Linked DNA regions of Mus musculus: region 2 is linked to region 1. The links are chromatin contacts, found by Hi-C or POLR2A ChIA-PET in ENCODE. All regions are on one chromosome and are shown on one strand. Each heading gives the region's core, a stretch centred on a gene start or an enhancer-like site at or near the end of the contact. The rest is flanking DNA. Distances are from core to core; before and after follow the strand shown.

What was found. Hi-C counts contacts between places; a loop is a spot of excess contacts on that map. ChIA-PET counts read pairs that join two places held with the same protein, here RNA polymerase II (POLR2A).
Region 2: a map of v-Abl transformed pro-B cells shows a loop between it and region 1 (2.3-fold over the local background). The contact joins two enhancer-like sites. A Hi-C loop is called at or near these places in 2 of 37 maps with a recorded cell type or tissue (gastrocnemius and v-Abl transformed pro-B cells). POLR2A ChIA-PET finds 5 or more read pairs at or near these places in 1 of 5 experiments (Patski).

Annotation. Positions count from the first base shown.
Region 1 is chr10:117,388,956-117,396,496 of GRCm38, forward strand. No RefSeq gene overlaps it. Among named protein-coding and RNA genes, the nearest start is that of Cpsf6, 16 kb to the left of the region's middle. Within about 2 kb of position 4,721, at least 1 of the 3 ENCODE cell types and tissues checked has a DNase peak (open chromatin) inside an H3K27ac peak, as active enhancers do.
Region 2 is chr10:117,432,714-117,440,083 of GRCm38, forward strand. No RefSeq gene overlaps it. Among named protein-coding and RNA genes, the nearest start is that of Gm32141, 11 kb to the right of the region's middle. Within about 2 kb of position 2,843, at least 3 of the 3 ENCODE cell types and tissues checked have a DNase peak (open chromatin) inside an H3K27ac peak, as active enhancers do.

The sequences.
Region 1 (7,541 bases), core at 3,471-5,970:
ATAAAAAATAATAGGTCTTAGGAATTTAAGAACAGCTCATGGGCAGACCTTAAATCCAGTACTCAGGAGCAGAGACAGATAGACTGCTGTGAATTCAAAGCCAGACTGGTCTACAAGTTGGGACCCAGGCCAGTCAGAGATACACAGTAAGGCCCCGTCTTAGACAAAACCAAGCCAAACCAACCAACCAACCAACCAACCAACCAAAAATTCCTTGGTTATTTTCTGATGCCATATTTATAGTCCACAAACCTTTACTGTGATTATTCACCATTATAGTGTCATTCCATGTATTTTACATAATCTACTATAAATTCAATGTATTGTTCTTAGGTCTCACAGGTCATCCAAATATCCAGAAATATTAAACTGATATCCAGATCTTAAACTGGACTGTAGAATTACAGTGGTTAGATAAAAGCCTGAATTCCTCAGGAATTCATGAAACTTGTTCCTATCTGCCAAAAGGAGTCATTCCTGTTACCTCTGGAGGAAGGGACAAATGGCTCTCTGTGACACCACTCAGCATTTCAAGGCTAATGCTGGCCTCTAGGCTCCCTCGCCAGCACAAGCCTCTTAAGGTGACTCTTTCACATAGTCATATTATTGTACCACCTGGAAGAGTCTAAAGGAAAGAGAGAGAGAGAGAGAGAGAGAGAGAGAGAGAGAGAGAGACTGGGAATGGAGAAATGGCTCAGTGGTTAAGATTCAATTTCCAACAACCACATAGTGGCTCACAACCACCTGTAATGGGATCCAATGCCCTCTTCTGGTGTGTCTGAAGAGAAAAACAGTGTACTTATATACATAAAATAAATAAATCTAAAAAAACAAAAGGAACATGGCAAGGGTTAGGAAAGCAGGAGAGAATAGTGGAGATAGCAAGATAACAAGAAAAGGAGACTACAATGTGTGTGTGTGCGTGTGCGTGTGCGTGTGCGTGTGCGTGTGCGTGTGCGTGTGCGTGTGTGTGTGTGTGTGTGTGTGTGTGTGTGCATGCGCGCGCGCCCGCGTGCGCATGTGTGAACTGTTGTTGGGAATCTCAGGTAGGAGCGGTTGCCATGATTATTAACCCAGCTGCTGGGCTGACTCCCGCAGCTCCCGTGTTTGCTGTGAGAATTTCTTCCCCGAGAAGGTATAGACAATATTTACCCTTCTTCACCAACAAGCCAAAGTACAATTCACTGATGCTCAGCCTGATGTTAATGGGTTTACATACAGACCATGAGGGAGGGCTTAATGGCAGAAGTGTGAGGGACCCTAAAGTAGAGGCATTGGAAAGTCCTGACCGGATCCCCATAGCTCTTTGGGCCCCTTTAAATCAACCTCCGGAACTTACGTACGGCGGTACAGTGGTCCTCACGTTCCCCAACGCTGCCCCTCTTTAATACAGTTCCTCACATGGTGGTGACCCCACCTGTAAAATTATTTTCACCGCTACTTCATAACTGTAATTTTTCTACTGTTATGAATCATGATGTGAATATCTGATAGGCAGGATCTCTGATATTCGATCCCCACTGAAGGGTGCAGCCCCCAAAGCAGTCAGGGCCCAAAGGTTGAGAAGCACGGTGGCACCTCCTGAGACCCTAAGGCAGAAGAATCACATTCAAATAGAATAGGAGTGGCTGGAGTCCCGGGTGAGAGTCCATTGGGCCATCCCCTCCCCCTTGCCTGAGGGGATGCAAATAGTCCGTGGGTCACTGCTGGTAAGGCTCTAACAAGCAGGCACAGCTGATCTGAGGGAGTGCTCAGAGGAACACTCTGTCCACAGCAGGGACATAGTGTGAGCTGCAGATGCTCAGCTCATCCGCGGCACTAGGACTGGGTGGAGGAGAAACAATGTTTAAGATACCGGGAACACCCGGGCAGTGGTGGCGCATGCCTGTAATCCCAGCACTTGGGAGGCAGAGGCAGGCAGAATTCTGAGTTCGAGGTCAGCCTGGTCTACAGAGTGAGTTCCAGGACAGCCAGGGCTATACAGGGAAACCCTGTCTCGAAGGGGGGGGGGGGTAGAGGGAGCAGTTATAAATACTATTCTGTAGAAAACTCGTTTAATTGTTGTATGTGACAGACGCGGTAATAAACTGGCCACAATGGCTGTTCCACGATGGGGGGTAGGCATTGTCTACAAGAGAGAGAAAATATCCAGCTGAGAAGAGATGGGGGATAAGCGATCTGGGATCGGCCAGGGCGATCTGGGAGAGAAGGAAGGACAGCTGGAGAGGGAGGAGGAGAAGGGGATGGGGGAGGGAGGAGGGAGGAGGGACTTGGTGCACTTTGGGTAAATTAATAGGACGCAATCTGGTGGTTTCAATGAAAATGGCCCCCAGAGGTGTGTCACTATTAGGAGGTGTGGCCTTGATGGAACAGGTGTAGCCTTGTTGGAGGAAGTGTGTCAGTGGTGTGGGCTTTAAGGTCTCAGAAGTTAAGACAAGCCTACTGTGTCTCTCTCTTCCTGCTGCCTAGACATCCAGATGTAGAACTCTTAGCTTCCTCTCCAGCACCAGGTCAGCTCATGCTTCTCACCATGACGATAACGGACTAAGCCTCTGAACTGAAAGCCAGCCCCAAATAATGTTTTTGCCTTTATAAGAGTTGCCACGATCATGGTATCTCTTCACAGCAATGAAATACTAAAACAAAACCATATTGTATATTTTCTCCCTCAACATATATAATTACTAAAACCACATAGAAATGATAAAAAAAAAAGGGGGGGGGGGCTGGAGAGATGGCTCAGTGGTTAAGAGCACCAACTATTCTTCCAGAAGTCCTGAGTTCCATTCCCAGCAACCACATGGTGGCTCACAACCATCTGTAATGGGGTCTGATGCCCTCTTCTGGTGTGTCTGAAGACAGCTACAGTGTATTTATATATAATAAATAAATAAGTCTTTGGGAAAAAATAAATGATAAAAGAATTTGTTCACTTTACTATTCTGTAAGTATTTTACTGTAATGTTAGCTTGGTCTGGACCACTATGTCAATAAGATTCCATTATGACTCAGGGAGATCTGGTGTGCAAAGATGTGGGTTACACCTTGCTTTGAGGTACTCCTCTGCTGCTCTTCCTGGAGGGCGGGGGTTGTTTTGTTTTCATTTATTTATTTTTGAACGCAGGTTTCACTGTGTTTTCCAGACTGATTTCTTTCTTTCTTTCTTTTTTTATTAGATATTTTCTTTAATGCTATCCCAAAAGTACCCTATACCCTCCCTCCACCCTGCTTCCCTACCCACTCACTCCTGCTTCTTGGCCCTGGCATTCCCCTGTACTGGGGCATATAAAGTTTGCAAGACCAAGGGGCCTCTCTTCCCAATGATGGCCAACTAGGCCATCTTCTGCTATACATGCAGGTAGAGACACGAGATCTGGGGGTACTGGTTAGTTCATATTGTTGTTCCACCTATAGGGTTGCAGACCCCTTCAGCTCCTTGGGTGCTTTCTCTAGCTTCTCCATTGGGGGCCCTGTGTTCCATCTTATAGATGACTGTGAGCATCCACTTCTGTATTTGCCAGGCACTGGCATAGACTCATACAAGACAGCTTGTAACAGGGTCCCTTCAGCAAAATCTTTCTGGCATATGCAATAGTGTCTGGGTTTGGTGGCTGATTATGGGATGGATCCCTGGGTGGGGTAGTCTCTGTATAGTCCATCCTTTCGTCTTAGCTCCAAACTTTGTCTCTGTAACTCCTTCCATGGGTATTTTGTTTCCTATCTTAAGGAGGAATGAAGTATCCACCCATTGGTCTTCCCTCTTCTTGATTTTCTTGTGTTTTGCAAATTGTATCTTGGGTGTTCTGTTTCTGGGCTAATATCCACTTATGAGTGAGTGCATATCTAATGACTTCTTTTGTGATTGGGTTACCTCACTAAGGATGATATCCTCCAGATACATCCATTTGTCCAAGAATTTCATAAATCCATTGTTTTTAATAACTGAGTAGTACTCTGCTGTGTAAATGTACTACATTTTCTGTTCCGGACTGATTTTTAACTCTTGGGCTGAAGTAATCTTCTCTCAGCCAACGACCTAAGGCGACAGGCAGGAGTCGCCACACTCACTTCCCAGCTGTGCTGCTTTAAGCAAGAGCTGCTTAACCGCAGTTGACCTGTTTGAACGGGGGGGGGGGGGGGGGGGGGGGGAAATAATAGAGAGATAAAAACACCTCCCTCAAGTGGAGTATTTATTGGTGACAAGGGGATGGAAAAGAGCCAACAATTATTGAGTACAAAGCAATTTATACCGGTCCCTGAGGTAAGTGCTTCGCAAGCATCAACTCAAATTACAAACTATGTGTTCAGAGAACTGATAACCCTTGAGCAGAGTGTGGATGTTGCTTTGAAAATCCCTCGGAAGTTATGTCAGCCAAAAGCTGGCAGGAAGCAAACGGTCCTGTCCGTGGGGTGAACTAGAGGAGACTTTGACGATGACGTAACCACTTAGGAAGATCTATGTCATGTCTAAAAGAAAGTAAACGGAAGATGACGAAACGCTGCAGGACGAGCAACCACCGCCAAGGAGCCTGCAGGGACAAAGAGTGTCCTCAAGTCATCAAGTAACTGTGAGGGGAGAAAGTGGGCGGAGGGCGGGGGGGGGGGAGCGAGGGGGGGGGGTTGCAAGGCCCGGGTCACATGACCCGGCCGTGCGGAGAACCTAAGGGAGTAAAATTCCTGCATCACTCTGCTCACGATCAACTTCAAACCCTGTTTCCTCTGAGTTGAAACGTTGGCTCCTTGAGGGAGGAGGGAGGCTCCTGACACACAGAAGTAAAGTTAGGAAATTCAGGAAAGCGACCAAACTTATAAGACTCAGGAAACTGAGGAGGTTAGGAGATTCAGATGGCTCCCCCTGCGCGAGGGTGGAGGGAAGTGGGGTGGGGGGCGTAGCCCCAGAGCACATCTATAGCTGAAGAGAGGAGCTCGACACGCTTAGAATTCTGCTAAGAGCATACTGAGAATATGTTTTTTTGCTGTGTTGTTGTTGTCGAAGTAGTTACGTTCTTTTTCTTTTTCGGTTTTCGAGACCGTTTCTCCGTGTAGCCTTTGCTGTCCTGGAACTCACTCTGTAGACCAGGCTGACCTTGAACTCCCAGAGATTCACCTGCCTCTGCCTCCCGAGTGGTGGGCGTAAAGGCGTGCACCACCTCTACCTCGCCTGGTTCAGAGACTATTTTTACCGTTTTAATAAATAGAGATAAAAGTTTTGATCCCCTCAATCCCTTTTACTGCCTTGAATGTTACACAACAGAGTTATAACAAAACATGTACACAAACACCAATATGCTGAAGATGGCAGAATAAATAGAACTAAGCTATACACTGGTTGTTACAGACATAATATACAGCCTTCACATCAATAAAGACAGGGGTGAGAATCTTTAATCCTAGCACATGGGAGGCAGAGGCAGGTGAATCTCTGTGAGTTCAAGGCCAGCCTGGTCTACAGAGTGAGTTCTAGGACAGCCAGGGCTACACAGAGAAACCTTAGCTCCAAAAAACAAAACACACACTTAACAGGTTCCTGGGGGGCGGGGGGGGGGCGCTCAGTGGCACACTGTTGTTCCCAGTAACTTAGGGCATTGGTGCAAGAGGCTCCCACAGCCAGCCTAGGTAGCATGCCAGTGCTTCATTTCAACACTAAAGGGGAGAGGACTGGGTACAAAAAAAGGTGTAGCAAGCACATACCAGGTAAAATGGAAATAGCTCAGCTATACCAACAGTAAGTCAAAGAGAATTTAGGAGAAAAAAGTCATAAATAAGAAAGAAGCCATCGGTGTATCTTTCTCAAAAAACTGTTTAAACACATGAAAAAACTTAAGATGAAAAAAAAAAGTCATTGTGGGCTGGAGAGATGGCTCAGCAATTAAGAGCACTGACTGCTCTTCCAGAGGTCCTGAGTTCAAATCCCAGCAACCACATGGTGGCTCACAACCATCTGTAAACAGATCTGATGCCCTCTTCTGGTGTTTCTGAAGACAGCCACAGTGTACTCATATAAGTAAAATAAATAATTCTTTTTAAAAGAAAGTCATTGTGTGGCAATAACTGGTGTTAGCATGTGTATCTTCCTGAGTAATTCCCTTTATGCCTCCACCCACGGGAAATAACTCTTTATCTATATTCTATAGGAGACTAATATGCAATAATTATAGAGTATATGTATCCTAAAAAGCAAAAGGAAGGATGGCATTCTAACTAATACTTCCTATCTCTCCTTCCAGGTACTTTATTGGATCTGAATAAATGTGCCATGTGTTTTTTGGCAAAATTGTATCCTAGCCAGATATATAACCCCATGTTCATAACCCCAGCCCTTAAGAAGTGGAGACAGGAAGACAGCAAGCTTGTCGTTAGCTTCAGCCACATAGAGAAACCCTATCTTAAACTCCCCAGAACACTAACAAGAACACTAAAAGGAGCAATGGACTCAGAAGGACACGTCTTGTGTGTTCTCTCTTAATCTGAGTGTGGGATGTGTGGAAGTAGGAAGAAGCTGGGAGTGCCAGGGACAGGCCAGAAGGTGATGGAGGTTGTTATGCTCATAGTATTTGCCTGCCTGAGAGAACTCCAGCCCTATTATTTTGTATACTTAATATCCAATAATAAAATGTTTCTAAATGACATCATTATAAGTATCTTTTCCCCACCTATCCAAGCACATAATACATAGTGCAATTTTCTATAGAGAGAAAATTTTCATCAGTCTAATGCATATATTATCTATTCTAGTCTACTTTATTTATTTATTTATTTATTTATTTATTTATTTATTTATTTATTGAGACAGGGTTTCTCTGTGTAGCCTTAGCTGTCCTGGAACTCACTCTGTAGACCAGGCTGGCCTCAGATTCATAGAGATCTGCCTCCTGAGTGCTGAGATTAAAGGCATATGCCACCACCGCCTGACAAAATGGTTTTTATGGCATTGTATTTTCACTCTTGAAACTAGGCTTATCTTGTATTTTCCATGCAAAAAAAAAAAAAAATATGTGTGATTACTCCAGAGACCTTCATATTGGTAATGGGGTTAATGGTCATTGTCACTAAAATATCTGATGCTGGCTTCAGTGGGAGAGGAAACACCTAGCTTCACAGAGCCTTGAAGTGCCATGGTAGGGAAATACCCAGGGGAGCCCCCACTCACTCAGAAGAGAAGGCAGGGGCATGTAAGGATTGTGGCAGGGGCTGACTGGGCCCGATGTAAAATGAATAAGTAAAAAATAAAAATAAAATAAAATAAAATAAAATAAAAACTACATGGTGACTGTATTGGAGAATTTATATATAAACTCAGCGAGCAAAAATTGCTCAACTAGGGCTGGAGAGATGGTTCAGCGGGTAAGAGCACTGACTGCTCTTCTAGAGGTCCTGAGTTCAAATCCCAGCAACCACATGGTGGCTCACAACCATCCGTAATGAGATCTGATACCCTCTTCTGGGGTGTCTGAAGACAGCGACAGTATACTTAGATATAATAAATAAATAAATCTTAAAAAAAAAAAAAAACTCAAGTAGATCAAGAGCAGTGACCATCG
Region 2 (7,370 bases), core at 1,593-4,092, 42 kb after region 1:
GCAGAGAACGAGCATCAGCAGATTTCTAATTTAAGCAATTCCGGCCTCTTCTCTTTCTCCTCTCCGAGCGCTGTGGGTGGCAGCTGCTCCCCACCTTCGCTCATTTGAGTTAACTTTAAGGCAGGGACGTTTGCCAAGAGTTGGAGAGGCGCAGGGCAGGTGAGGGAGCATTGCTCTCATCTGCTGGGTGAGCTGAAATGCTTTGAAATAAACACCCTACTATACACAGGATAGGCTCCTACAAGGGATTCCATCCAGTGTAGCACCAATAGCAGGGCCGGGAAACCCTGGTTTACAGTAACCCCTTCAGTTAGAGATGACATGTACTACAAAGCCATCATTGGTATACTATTAAGACTATGCAGAGACAAAACACCTTTGAAAAGGAAGGAAGGAAGGAAGAAACCACTTGTGGTGGCGCACGCCTTTTATCTCAACACTCGGGAGGCAGAGGCAGGAGGATTTCTGTGAGTTCCAGGCCAGCCTGGTCTACATAGAGTTCCAGGACAGGCAGAGCTGTTGAAAAAAAAAAAATCTTTGTATTAGATCTTTCTGTCAAGTAATGTTGTGGTTCTGATTAAATCCTGCTGATTCAACTTTTTCAGAGTTACTAAAAGCAGTTAGGCTGCACATGGTGGCCCAAGTGAGTAATCTCAGCAAATGGGGACAGGATGAACACCTCCATCTGAGGGGGCGGGGCAGGAGGCGTACTTCCATCTGAGGGGCGGGGCTGTATAGAAGTTCACAGAGTTGTACAGATTCAGACCTGGTTAATTTTGGTGTGTGATGTTTTTTTATTTATTTTCAAGGTTAAAAAATATAAAATTTATAAGATTAAATGAGGAATTAACTAGAGGAAACTTAAAATTTCATGTTTTAAGTCAACGAATGAATTGTAAAGGATTTATGATTAACTCGTCATTACAAAATCTTTTTTGGTCTTTAATCCTAGCACTTGGAAGGCAGAGGCAGATGGATCTCTGTGAGTTCAAGGCCAGCCTGGGCTACATGGTGACTTCCAGGACTACATAGAAAGCCCCTGTCTCAACACAAAACCAAAGCCAAAAATCAACACAACACAACACAACACAACACAACACAAACACCAAGACTGGATACAGTACATAAATAAGGAGTAATGGAATTGTTTATGGCATCATGATTGTTGGCGTAGAACCTAAGGGGGTGGGGGGTTTGGAGGACTGCTGTCCTCACAGCAACCTCATCAACGGGATTTTATACAATCTATATTCATTTATTATTTAAAAATAGCTTATTAAAAAATCCTGCTCTATAATATACTGCCCCATAAACGCTGCTCAACGGAAACCTCAGGCTAGCGGTTGGCAGGTGCATTCTCGTTGCCCTTTTTTGTTTAGCCAATGTTGCAGAAATGTACTACTTGGGGGTGAGGGTGGGGAGAGTCAGCTTTGGTGAAGACAGAACCTTGTTTGCATATGGTGCTGGCAGCACCGCCCAAGGACAGCTTGAGGAGACCTAGGCTCCCCCCTGTGCCAGAGTCCCTCGGTCTTGCTACTGAGTTCGCTCCCTTAGGCATTCGCCTCCTGGAACTCCAGACGAGTTCTTGGTCATCTTTTGCCATGATTTTACCAATCCTCAGAGCAGCAAAGGTATTTCTTAGAAAGTCCCAGGTAACGGGTGACCTGAACCTGGAGCCAATAACTTGAAGAGGTTCCTAATGTGTCCAGCCCTGTTCCAGGCAACCTGCGTGTATTTCTTCATCTAATTCGTCCAATAGTGCCATGAAGTAGGTCCTTGCTAGTGTTAATTCAGCACTGAAGAAACCAAGCAAGGCTGGGGTGAGGGGTTGGGGTTGGGGTTGGGGGAGCTGGCAGAGTGCTTGCTAAATTTGTGCAAAGTCCACAGCTCAATTCCCTATTCTCCAGAAAGCAGGTATGGTCGCACGTGCCGGTAATCCCAGCACGCAGGAGGATCCGAAGATCCAGGCCATCCTCAGCTATATAGAAAGTCCAAGGCCAGCCTGGGGTACTTGAGACCCTGGCTCAACACAGATGAGTAAGTTAATTAATAATAAAAAAGTTTAAAGAAAATAAAAGAAATCAAAATGCAGAATGTTCAAGTAGCTTGTATGTGCTATCAGACAAGAATTTCAACAAGCTGTCTAAATCGAGGGATCCTTTAAACTAATATTTAAGAATAGCCCATACAGTGTGTTCAGACGCCTCTTATCTGTTTAAAGAGCCGGCTCAAACCAGCCTGGAGACAGAATATTTTCAAACGTGAACCATCTGGTTGTTACAAGTCAAACCACAGGAAGCCTGCATTAGAGTTGGCTCTCCGGTTGACTGTGCCCAGCCTCTCTCTCTCTGGTTTCCGCTTCTCTTTGAGTGTTGACTTCATTCTCTCAAATAATGGCGGTGCTTCAGACTTGTTTTCAGTGTGCTTATTAAAGAGTACCCTCAGGATCAGCTGCAAGACTGGGCAGAAGAGGAAGTCAAGCCACGATGCTCTCAACCAGGGTCAGCTCAGTAAGAGCTTCAGAATTCTGCGCTAACAAAGAGACAGAGTAAATAAAAATGACCCGAAGGCCTTCCCGTGGCCCGGAATCTGACCTCAGCAGTGACAGTATATGACTTTGTTGATTGTGCTGACCTCTATCATTGAAATGTCCCGAGGGACTGAAGAGCACGCATACCAATGAGAGAAAAATGTCACTGCGACGAGGGCCGGAATCTTGCGACTCCATCAGGGAGAATTCTCCCTTTCATGGTGGCTCCCAGATCTCGTTTAGCCTGTAAGCTAACAAGAAGAAGAGGCGGTCAACGCACACGTGGTGGCCATCACGACAAACGGGATGACCTAAGAGACAAACGATTAGACGGCAGCGCCACCGTGTGGTAGTCCACGTCCTCACCGCAAGCTGAGGTCGGAAGAGGGTGTCTCTGTGATCAGGAAACGTGCAGTTTTTGTGACATACAAGCAAAGGGGAAGGGCAGGTCCGCGTCCCCACACTGGATTCATATTTTCTGGATTTGTTGATGCCCTCCCCCAGTTCTGATCTTGCTGGCCTCTGTACTGCCTGCCTTACCTATCTGAACTGACCGTGTACCTGTGAGCATCCAGTGTAATATGTTTATTCCACACAGATTAATTTCAAGTCCTCGGGGCAGTTTTCCGTCTGCTCTGTGCATAGTGCACAAGGCTAATACAGTTACAAGAGCCCAGAATGTGGCGCCGGCCCAGCTCTCTGGTGATGCTGCTGCACGCACACACGCGGCACTATGCTGACACCTTCCTTTTCTAGATCTCTTGAATAATCCACGTTGTTCTGCTCTGCATCGGCCTCCTTTAGATACTCCAGGAACTGCTAAACACTCGCTTCTCTCTGAGGACACGTCTAGTTCTTGAGCTCCTTGCTTCAGTTTAAAATTGAACTACCTGGCTCACCCACTCTGCGTTTTCACAAGATGCCTGGTTACCTACCATTTAGTCCAGGTTCTGCCGTTAGGGGTCCCACGCTCTGTTTAGCCTTTGAGCGGCAGGTCTAACACTGGATCAAATCTCCTTGCTGTGGCTGGCCTTTGGCCATCTGTCCCAGAAGGGCAAGCCTTGTTCTCCCAAACTCCCTCTGTCCTCTCTGGATTCTTCCGTATCGCCAGCATCTCAAGTAGAAGAACCCAAACTCTTGCTGAAGCAAACCTCCACCCATTCCAGAACAAAGCCAGGGCGGTCCTCAAGCCAGCCAGGTTTCCCCGGCTATGGGCATCTGTTTTCCATGGCATGGTGGCTGCACCAAGAATGAGGTCCTCTCTCCGTTAAAGGGCACACCCTTCAGAGAGGACCTGGAGCACAGGACTCTCCTGTGTCAACAGCAAGTGTCTGGGATGTGATGCACTCAGTCAGCACTTTGGTCCATTGTTGAGTAGACAGAGCACTTCCGGGGAACATCGTGGAGGGATAGGGGACAATTACACTGAGAGCATTAATGCATTCAAGTTTTACAGTAGGGTTGTTACTTCTATCCACAGGTTTCTAAGCATATCTCTCTGTGTGTGTGTGTGTGTGTGTGTGTGTGTGTGTGTGTGTGTGTGTGTGTGTGTGTGTAAATGTATGCATTCCACGGCAATTGTCTATTGAGTTTGCTCCTGGATTACCTGACTCCTCTCATCACCTCCAGGTCTAATTCTTAGCAACACGAGGACGATATTGCGCCACCTACTGTCCAAATGTGTCCTGCCCTTTCTGCTTCAAATTCTCCTCTCATTAGACCTAAAATAGCGCCCTCGTCCCCACTCCCAGCCCCCTCTGGCTGCCTCTCACGGTTGGGTTTGTAATTTCCACTTGGCCTTTACATTTCCATCCAGCCCCGTGGGCAGCCATCTCTAAGCCTGGTGTCCAGCTGAGCTGGCTTTTATGCGCTCACAGCAGCCCTTCCAGGTGCCCACGGTGGTGGTCCAAGGATCGCAGCAAACCGGACTGCTTATGTAACTAGAGACATAAATTGGTCCCAGGAGTCCTGCAGCGAGTTACTGAAATAACATTCTCTTTATCACAGGCCCGTTTCCACAGGGCCTTTTTACGGGGTGCTTATGCAACAGCCGCCCCGTCAGCAGAAGTCCTGGAAGCGAAGAGCAGGGTGATATTTACAGTGAATAAATCATCGAATTCATTACATAAGAACTTAAAAATACTAGTGTTTCTCCTAAGAACTTGGGAAGTTCAGAAAAATCTATACCCGGTCTTAGCAGAAAAGTGACGTTTCAAAAATTCCAAAGCAGTCGGTTAATAATTTCAACAGAAGCGAAACTCGAGCACCGTGGGAAACGTCTTCCCAGCCTTGACTGGCATTGACTTTCGGCTAGTCTCTTCAATGTTAAGCAATGTCAGCCAGTTAAATAAATGTCCACAAACGAAGTCTTTGTTAAATTGAAATTTGTTTTGCTCCAAAATGACTGTTTACACAAGACAGAGACCTATGCAGTGGAAATATAAAGGCATAAATGAGGAAGGAGGCTACACAGGAGATTTCAACTCTCTTCGAATAGTAGGTATATCAGAGGGCTTCATGTTACTGTAACGAAATGCCTGAGACAATCGACTTACAAAGAGGAAAGGTTTATTTTTGCTTATAGCTCTACAAGTGGTAGGTAGCCTAGAACCAGATGGCCTTAATCTTTGCGGCTCTGAAAAGATGTGGCAAGGCCATCCTCCTACATCTGAAAGACACTGAGATATTGGGGTCCCAGAGTCCCCTTCAAAGACATGTTTCTAGTGACCCAAGGACCGAAGGTTTTATGAAACCTCACCTCCTCACAGTTTCCCCACTTCTCAATAATACTTTCCTGGAGTCTAAACCTTTAACACAGTGGTCTTTGGAAACTACTACCCATTTTCAAGCCATAGTATGTGTGTGTGTATGCACATATATGCATGTTGGTTTACCTTTGCTAAGGCTTGAACCCAGGGCCTTATACATACCAGACTCTGCCACCATGCTACATCAGCAGCCTATAATTTGTTTTATTATTGTTATTATTTGCGTATGTATGCTTATGTTCATGTTTACATGAGGGTACAGTTGTGCATGTGACTGCATATATTCCTGTGTGTCTGTGTCTGTGTGTGTCTGTGTGTGTGTCTGTGTGTATCTGTGTGTGTATGAATGTGTATGTCTGTGTCTGTGTGTGTGTGTGTATCTGTGTGTCTGTGTGTGTATGTATCTGTGTGTCTGTGTCTGTCTGTGTGTGTATCTGTGTGTCTGTGTGTGTATGTATCTGTGTGTCTGTCTGCATGTGTATCTGTGTATCTGTGTGTGTGTCTGTGTGTGTGTGTGTATGTGTGTATGTATGTGTGTATGTATGTGTGTGTCTGTGTCTGTCTGCATGTGTATCTGTGTATCTGTGTGTGTGTATGTGTGTCTGTGTGTGTATCTGTTCATGTGTCTATGTGTGTGTGTCTGTCTGTCTGTGTGTGTATGTATGTGTGTGTCTGTCTGCATGTGTATCTGTGTATCTGTGTGTGTGTATGTGTGTCTGTCTGTGTGTGTATCTGTTCATGTGTCTATGTGTGTGTGTCTGTGTGCATCTGTGTGCGTCTGTGTGTGTGTAGGACAGAGGGCAAACCTACTTGTCATTCCTCAGGAACTATGTTTTGAGAAGGCTCTCTCTCTTGACCAGAACACACCCATTAAGCTAGGTTGGTTGGCCAGCAAGCCATGGGATCTACTTGTGTCTGGTTCCCCAGCTCTGGGATTACAAACCTGCCACCAAGTCTGCCTTTTTAGATAGGTTCAGGCATTGAACTAGGATCCCCGTGCTCGTATAACCAGCATTGTACCTGCTGAGCCATCTCTCCAATCCTATATTTTTAAAATGGTAAGTAGATATACTGGGACTCATTGTGTTTATTTATTAGTTATTTATTGATTTAGTTTGAGACAAAGTCTTGCCCTATAGTTCAGGCTTTCCAGAAACTCCATATTTAGCCCAGATTGGCCTCAAATTACAATCCCTTTACTTCAGATTTCTGAATGTTGGGGTAACAGGCAGGTTACCACCATCCTGCCTTTATATTTTTCTGTCAAAAAGTAAATTCAAAAAGAAAGCATACTTTTGGAGGGGTAGGGGGCTGGGGAGATGGCTCAGTGGTTCAGAACTCTGGCTGCTCTTCCAAAGGATTCAGGTTCAATTCCCAGCACTCATAGGTCACCTCACAACTGCCTGTAGTTCCAGATCCAGGGGATCTGACAGCTTGACACAGATACACATACAGGTAAAGCACCAAAATCAATCAATCAATCAATCAATCAATCAATCTAGTGTCTCTGCTCACCTAAAGTAAATATGAGGCCATGGAAGCTGCTAGCCTCAGGGACATATACCTTGTTCCTCCTTCCATTCAACATCCATCACACTCGCCTGCATTTTAATTCCCTGCATGTCTTTCTGTCTCTCTCAGTGAACTATGAAACTTCTTCACTTTCTTCACTTTCTTTCTTTCTTTCTTTCTTTCTTTCTTTCTTTCTTTCTTTCTTTCTTCTTTCTTTCTTTCTTTCTTTCTTTCTTTCTTTCTTTCTTTCTTTCTTCCTTTCTTTCTTTCTTTCTTTCTTTCTTTCTTTCTTTCTTTCTATGTATATGTGCATGTTTGTATGTGTTCATGTGCATCACGTGTGTGCAGTACCCGAGGAGGCCAGAAGAGGGCATCATATCCTCTTGAAATGGAGTTCCTATGATTGGAAGTTGTCACATGGGTGCTAAGACCCAAGCCTGGGTCCTCTGCAAAACAGCAAGTGCTCTTAACCCCTGAGCCCTCTCTACAGTCCTGGGCTGTGCACTCTTGGGGTGGGGGTGGGAGAGTCTGATTATTTTTCACTGTACTTTCCCTATCAC